Linked DNA regions of Homo sapiens: region 2 is linked to region 1. Evidence: read pairs that join two places in POLR2A ChIA-PET (ENCODE). Cell type or tissue: MCF 10A. All regions are shown on one strand.

Evidence for each region. ChIA-PET counts read pairs that join two places held together with the same protein. Peaks named below come from ENCODE experiments on the same cell type or tissue, not always from the same donor. Only the 100,000 strongest peaks of a DNase experiment are listed, where the experiment ranks them.
Region 2: POLR2A ChIA-PET joins it to region 1 with 11 read pairs; 5 of 35 experiments call an interaction of 5 or more read pairs at or near these places.

The regions. Positions count from the first base shown.
Region 1 is chr5:173,705,603-173,709,602 of GRCh38, forward strand. LINC01942 (long intergenic non-protein coding RNA 1942) reads left to right here. Exons shown (of 3, transcript NR_146727.1): 3 at 1-247. It overlaps LINC01484 (long intergenic non-protein coding RNA 1484), which reads right to left. Exons shown (of 3, transcript NR_108027.1): 3 at 1,997-2,273. LOC107984118 (a long non-coding RNA gene) reads right to left here. Exons shown (of 2, transcript XR_007059059.1): 2 at 2,471-4,000. Among named protein-coding and RNA genes, the nearest start is that of LINC01942, 18 kb to the left of the region's middle. RefSeq lists an enhancer at 1,623-2,123. In MCF 10A, no CTCF peak of the experiment used is centred here; a DNase peak (open chromatin) is centred at 2,029.
Region 2 is chr5:173,891,112-173,895,111 of GRCh38, forward strand. The region is part of intron 1 of CPEB4 (cytoplasmic polyadenylation element binding protein 4); the gene reads left to right. Among named protein-coding and RNA genes, the nearest start is that of CPEB4, 4.8 kb to the left of the region's middle. RefSeq lists enhancers at 1-10, 2,906-3,025, 3,036-3,155. In MCF 10A, no CTCF peak of the experiment used is centred here; a DNase peak (open chromatin) is centred at 1,920.

The DNA of each region.
Region 1 (4,000 bases):
TGGCTCCCCAAGTTGCTGCTCGACCGCTCTCTGACCTGGATTCACTGAGGACACATCAGGCCTTTGCCACGGGCTCCATGGAGTGGCCGGAGCCCAGGGCTGGGTGAGTGTGGGGTGGGTCTGAAGGGGAGGACGTGCATCTAGAGGCCAGGCCAGCCCCTGCAGGATTTTCTGATGTCAAATCGCCTGTCCTGTGCCCGAGCCCTATCGCCTTAGCAGAATGAGGACACGTGCCTCCCCTGGGCCTCCCCACCGTGGCCTGAGTGAGTGTCTCTCCGGCTGCAGTGTTTGCAGTCAGCAGGTCAAGAGGGGACCCTCCTGCCCTGCTCCCATGGGGCTGCTGCTCCTTCTAGCAGTCCCAGCTTAACACCCACACTTCTTATACTGGTCCCAGGGCCCTCTATGGGTTAGGGTGTAGAAGGAGGTTGTGTTGGTTAAAAACACCAGGTGGAAATCTCTTTTCTCTGAATGCTGATGGAGTGCTGTTAGGGAGACAGTTCTTTTCAGTCTAGTTGGATCCTGGGTGAAGACTCAGGCCTCGCTCAAGAAGGGAGACCACCCATATGTGCTGTCACGTGTTTCCAGGGAGGAGGCTGGAAGTCCAAGATCAAGGTCCTAGTAGGTTTGGCCTCTGGTGAGGGCTCTCTTCATGGCCAGGAGCTTCTCCCACTCCTGGGCACAGATGGGCCCTGTTAGACTGTTGCCTTGCTCCCAATCAATCATGCCCCCTCCCACTGCCTCTGGGGTTGTGTCTGTGATGTCCTCTTCCTGGGGACAAATGCAGCTTCAGCTGCTATAGGCTGGGACTGTGGCCCTCCCTGCACCAGTCCCAGGGCCCAGCTTCCCCAGGCCACTAGCGTTGCTCCAGGAACAGTGTCCAAGTCAGTCCCGACTGCTAATAGAATCCCACGGACTGAGTGGCTTCAGGAACAGGAATTTATTTCTCACAGTTCTGGAAGTCCAAGATCAGGGTGCTGGCAGATTTGGCTCCTGGTAAGGGCTCTCTTCAGGCTTGCAGACAGCTGCCTTCTTGCTGTAACCTCACATGGTGGAGAGAAAACTCTGGTGTCTCTTCCTTTTCTTATAACGGCACTAATTCCATCATGGATCCCCCCACCCTCATGACCTCATTGAAACCTAATGACCTTTCAGAGGCCCCACTTCCTAATACTGTCACACTGGGGGTAGGGCTTCCACATACCAATTTGGAGACACACAAACATTTAGTCCATAAAAAATGGGCAGGTGGCCCAGACTAAGCTAATCACATCCTTTCCTGGGCCTGTCAGGAACCTTCTCTGGCTTTTGGTTTGTTTGTATTTTAAAATAGAAATAGGCAGATCTGTGAGAAGGTGAGGTGAGAGTTGCAGGCAGCCACCTACCTGCCCAGGGGAGGAGGCCCTTTTGCAATAGGAAAGAATGAAAACAGCACAAAGAGAGACGTGGAGGAGGAAGACGGAGAAGGAGGGGCGCTTTCGCCTCCCTGGACCCAGTGGGCCCTGAGATCTGCTTCTAACCTGTCTTTTCTCTATTGATTTTTGTCAGCTAATAAGTCTTTCTTTCTACATATATTCATTGAAGTTCCATTTGTTTTCCTTGCCAGTAAAAGAATGCTGACAACCTCAGGATTGGGCAAGGAGCTAGTCCTTTTCCCCTCTTGAGAGATGGGGTAGCAGAGTAGTAGGAGCAGAGCGGCCAGGCTGTCTGGATTTGAAGTTGTACGTGTTGGTCTGGGCAAAATTTTCAACTTCCTGCGCCTCAGTTTCTTATCTGTAAAGTGGGGTTAATAATAGTGCCCACCTCGTGCAGTCAGGGATGAGGATTAAGTGAGTTATATGTGTAAGGTGCTTTGCACACTGCCTGGTGTGCAGTCAGCTCAGCATCTGTGAGCTGATTTCCATCTCCCTTGGGTCTTGTGGCCTGTGAACACAGCCTTACTTGGCGCAAGTGCTGAAGGAAATGGAACGCACCCTGAGTGAGACAGCAGTACTCTCTTGTGACCCAGTTAGTAGCCAGCTGGCAGATTTCTGGTATTGCTCACTGCTGAGGGGCCGCTGGGTGCCTGATGAGTCCTGGGAAATGCCTGGGGCAGGGTGGCTGGCCTGGGCCTGTCTGCCCTGGGTTGCCCCTCCCAGAGCTCTCAGCATGGCAGCACTAAGGCCAGCTGGACCCTACTTGGGAGGATAGAGAAGTGGAAAGAACCCTGGGCCTGCAACCCAGCAGTTGTACACCGTGGTTTCCTAGAGGAACTCATGCACATGTGTCCTGGAGACCTGCAAGAGGACAGCACCATGGAGATGACCAGCAACTAATACCACCCAAAGGTCCACCAACAGGAGAATGGATACCCCAGCAGGGGTGCATGCATGCAACGGAACACACCACGTACTGGTGAGAGTGAATCAATGTCGGTCACACGCATCAACGCCGATGAGGCTGAGACTCGTAATATCAAATTTAGAATTGCAAGTAGCAGAAGGATCAAAGTTATATTTGTAATAAAGCTTAAACACAAGCAAATCGAGCACTGTATTGTTTAGGCACACATTCACATTTGGTAAAGACATAAAGCAAAGCAAGGGAACGAGACAAAAATGAAATCCCAGAGTAATCAGGTGGTCAGGTCTTGGGGGGTGGCGTGGAGTTGGGGAAGGGCATCAGAGTGGATCTCACCTCAGCTCCGACTGCTTTGGGAAGTTCTAGTTCTGACATGGAGTGGTGGGTTCACAGCTGTTTGATTGCTTGTTATGCTTTATAACAATATAAACTGCATATGTTCAGTTGAAATATTTCATAATAAAGGTTTTTTAAAAAAGAACATTGGGCTCATCTTTCCCATCAGATACAGGCATTTTTGTTTTGAATTTCTATTTCCTTTTTTTAATGAGCAAGGATCGTTTGCCTCTGAAAATATAAATTAAAAAAAAAAATAAGGCTGGGCACAGTGGCTCACGCCTGTCATCCTAGTACTTTGGGAGGCCGAGGTGGGTGGATCACTTGAAGTCAGGAGTTCGAGACCAGCCTGGGCAACATGGTGAAACCCCATCTCTACCAAAAATATAAAAAATTAGCCAGGCGTGGAGGCGTGCGTCTGTAATCCCAGCTACTTGGGAGGCTGAGGCAGGAGAATCGCTTGAACCCGGGGGGCAGAGGTTGCACGAGCCGACATTGTGTCACTGCACTCCAGCCTGGGTGACAGAGCGAGACTCCATCTCAAAAATAAATAAATTATTTAAATATTTTTTTAGAAAAAGCACTGGATTTGCAGTTGGGAGCACAAGACTTGGGGTTGCCCCTTCCCACAACCACTGTCATTGCTGGGACCTCTGCAGCCATCTCCTCCCGGCCTCCATCCTCACCCACTCCATTTCAGTCTCTGTTTGGCCCCCAGCTGAGTTATCTTTGTAACCATAAATGGCATTCGCTCATTTTACTGCTTCCTGAAGTCCAAGCCTGTTCTTTTCAACCATGTTTCTCCCTGTTCCTCTTCACCATTTGTATGTAGCCAGATGTAGAGTTCATGGAACCAAAAACCTGCCTTCTGCTTCTGTGTCTTTGCTCAAGCTGTACCTGGGAAAATAAGTCATCAGGTCTGAGCACCAGCGTCTGGGTCTCAGTGCTCAGCATGCAAAAGAGACTGGGTTTAGGCTCTGTCACTCACCATGAATTCTACACGGAATGACTTTTCTGTCCCTAAGTGATCCTTCCAGGCTCATTTCAGGCAACACCTCTTCCAGGAAGCCTTCCCTGATATCCAGCCTTTATTCTCACAGCTCCTCTGGTAATCCCTATCAAAGTACCCTGAGATTTCCACAGTACTTTGGAATTTTCTGTGTATGTGCCTCCTCCACTAGACTACCTACTCCCCAAAGGCAAAAACTGGGTCTTATTTTGTTTGTCTCAATAGCAACTGTACCAGCCGTGGCATGGTGGCACTCAAATGGTAACGCCCTGAGGGAAAGGTTTTGCCTGTTTTGCTCATCTATGTATTCTAAGTGCC
Region 2 (4,000 bases), 190 kb after region 1:
TAATTATTAACTATAATACCTTTCTTGCCTGACATGAGAATCAGGGTCAGTTTTTTCCCTATTTAGATGAGAATAAATAATATATAGATATAAATATATTTCATTGCAGAAACTATTGAATGTTTTCTGAAGTAACTATATAACTAAACAAATTTCTTTTGACACTATAAGGTAGTGATTCACTGAAAACCAGCTATTGAATTACAGTTTTCTCACTGGTTGGTTGCATTTTAAACCTGGAAACTCTCTGAACCTTGTAGGTCTGAACAGCCTGAATTGATGGACTTGGCAATTCCTCTTAAACCTCTGCAAATTTTGGCCTACCTTTCATCAGTAAGGACTATCTAGTGAGAGAAATGATCTAAATGTTTTCTTCATCCCCATTTATTTTTGAACACTGTGAAACTGTTCATCTCAGAGTGACTCTTTATGCCTTTCACCCGTTTGTTTATTTTCCAATGTTAACATTGAAGATGTAGATAATTAAACCATTCCTAAAAATAGATCCAGGCAAAGATCATTTGTCTTTCTTGCTACCAGAATATCTTTATTCTGGCAAGAGTCATTGATGTTTTTGAATTAATGAGCAGCAAGTTAGGTTGATATGAACTAGATAAAGGGAATTTCATAGGTGGTTGAACGTCAGATGCTCCACTAAATGTATATACTTTGAGGGTATGATTATATGTGTTTAGGAAATTTATAAGGGGTAAGAATCTAGCATTGAATCTAGTTTTCCCAACAACCTCACAAGATGAGTTCTGTTATTATCCCCATTTTACAGATGCAGAAATTGAATATGAGAAATATATAATAACTTAGCCAAGGGTACACAGCTGGTCAGAGTACAAATTCTAAGTTAAAAAAAAAAACAAACCCAAGGATTGAAAATATGTATACATACATGTGTGCACGTACACATGTGCTACAGCTAGAGGGTTACTTTAGAAATATTTCTGCAAAGGCTGAAACAGATTATAGAATCATTGCACTGTTCCCAAATACGATGTTAGCCCTAGCAGAATTATCTGTTTTAATTAGTAATTGACTGAGAGGGAGGGGAAGTTTGCTAAGAGAACCCTATGTCATTCCTTTCCTAAGGATTCAGGTGCAGTGCATCTTAAAATATGTGGGTATATTTAGTTTTCGACTTCTAAAAACGATTTTTTTTTTTTTTTGCCTATCAAAAAGCTGTTGGCATTTGCTTTAAAGGGTTTCAGTTGTTAAAACCAAAGATCAATTACTGTGCTTTAGTGGTCAAGTAAAAAGGCTGTTTAAGACATTGACAATCCCATGAAGTCTATTTTTAAAAAGTTGCCTTTGATATTCCTTTGAACATAAATTTAAAGAAAATTTAATGCAAAGATAAGTTTTATGAATTATTCTTATATTGCTAATTTAAAAATTGTAAGTTAACATTCAGTACATTTTAACTGGATTAAGATTTGGCTCAGAACTAAATACACCTTTTTTTCTTATTTTGCTACTATATGCTGACACAGTGAATTTATGTGGCCTCACAGTTTGGTTCCCATTCTCAGCTTACTGACTTTTGTTAAGATTGCTTTAGGAAAAATGAAAAGTTCAGACAATGAATAAAATATACATATATGCACATTAATATTTTTTCCTATTGGGCTAATAGAGTGTGTGTTATGTGTGAAATCTTTTTGAACAGTTTCTTTGGAGATTAAGTTGATTTATGAAATAATAGTTAGACTAAGATTGATACTAAAATATATTGTTAGAAACTAACTCTTCCCTTAGAACTGCTGTCTTTTATATTGATTATGGGAAAAGGATGGTCAGTGTACCTGACTTTCAAATATGGTAAGATTCAAAAGTAAATTGTTAATTCTGCTCCTCATCCCCACCATTTGTAGCTCTGTGTGTGTGTGTGTGTGTGTGTGTGTGTGTGTGTGTGTGAGAGAGAGAGAGAGAGAGCACACGCACACATGTATGAGGAGAGAGCTAGCAGTGGGGTGATTTGAAAGTCACAAGAGAAATAAATGATTTGAAAAAAATCTCTATGACAAGAAACTCCTAATTGGGTTTTGAAAAAGTCTAAAGAAGTAAGTAAACTGACCACTGTGATTCTTACTTAAATGGATACAGTTCTTTTTGCTTTTTAAAAACCAATAATTCTTGTGAATTAGTTATTTTTGAGAAAAAGTATCATTTTAAGTTGGTATAAGTAACTTGGTTAAATTTGTCTTATTTAAATTTATAACTTGCAGGCACGTGCCTGTAATCCCAGCTACTTGGGAGGCTGAGGCAGAAGGATTGCATGAGCCCAGGAGTTTGGGACCAACTTGGGCAACATAGTGAGACCCCCGTCTCAAAAAAAAATAATTTATAACTTAAACACTATTAATTTTAGGAAAGAAATTTTATAGATATTAGCACTTCAATTTAATTACTATTAAAATAATTCCTTTCTTCTGCAATATTTCTCACAGGGGAAAAAAAAAGAATAAAAAGAATTCCTTAGGCGTGATAGAGAGATCTTGAAACTTACCACAGACATTAAGGATAGTGCTTACATGGGTACATTATAATAATGGTATTCAATCAAAGGCCAGCACGTTATTGTTATATTGAAAGGAAATAATTTACCTGAAGTGTAACTGATATTAGGCAATGTTTATTTTAATTTGAAATGAACCAGAATGATTTTTACGTTTGTTTACTCAGGTTTGGGTACATATAATGAATTAAAATTAATAACCTTTTAAATTCATAATCCTCCCCCCCAATAACTGATAGGGGAAGACATTTTATTTGGAGGATTTTTGTATATTAAAAGGTGTTTCTAAGTTATTTTTGCTTAGCTTAAAGCTTCATTACATGAATTCAGAGGGCATCACTCAAATCCTGATTTTGTTTGTTTGTTTCTTTTAAGACAGGGTCTCGCTTTGTCACTCAGGCTGGAGTGCAGTGGCATAATCACAGCTCACTGCAGCCTTGACCTCCCTGGGCTCAAGAGATCCTCCTGCCTCAGCTTCCCCAGTAGCTGGGACTACAGGCACATACTACTATGCCCGGCTAATTTTTGTATTTTTTTGTAGAGACAGGGTTTCACCATGTTGTCCAGGCTGGTTTCAAACTCCTGGGCTCAAATAATCCACTCGCAGTGCTGAGATTGCAGGTGTGAGCCACCGTGCCTGACTGAAATCCTGTTTTTAGACACAGCTAAAGTAATATGCATATAATAATAGCTAACATGTGGCGGGGTGCGGTAGCTGACGCCTGTAATCCCAGCACTTTGGGAGGCTGAAGTGGGCGGATCACTTGAGGTCAAGAGTTCAAGACCAGCTTGGCCAACATGGTGAAACCCTGTCTCTACTAAAAATACAAAAATTAGCTGGGCGTGGTGGTGGGTGCCTGTAATCCCAGCTACTCCAGAGGCTGAGGCAGGAGAATCGCTTGATCCCAGGAGGTGGAGGTTGCAGTGAGCTGAGATCATGCCACTGCACCCTAGCCTGGGGGACAGAGTGAGACTCCGACTCAAAAAAAAAAAAAAAAAAATCTAACATGCCTCCTGTGTTCTAAATGTTTTACATGTATTGATTCATTTAATTCACTCAACAATCCTATGAAGCAGAAATTATTATTATTTTTATTCACAGACAAGATTTGGCTCTTAATCATTATACTACAGTGCCTCTTCACATAATGATAATATGGCAGGGGGATAGTGGGTGCAGGTGGGGCTGGAAGGGAGAGTGCCTCCCAGACGCATGTAAGATGAGAGGAAAAAATTTTACAGTGATACATGATGATCAAAGGCTGATTGTAGATAGAGTATTGAAAGGGGAAAATAATTGAGTATACTTGTTTATCAACTTTAAATGTTAAACTTAGATAATATTTTGGTCAATGCTTTTGTTTTAAATTTTGAGCACATGTTATATACCAGGCACTGGGCTAGGTGCTTTCAAATATGTTATTTCACTTCCTATGTGGGATTTCTCAGCCCTGTGACATTTGGTTTTATTGT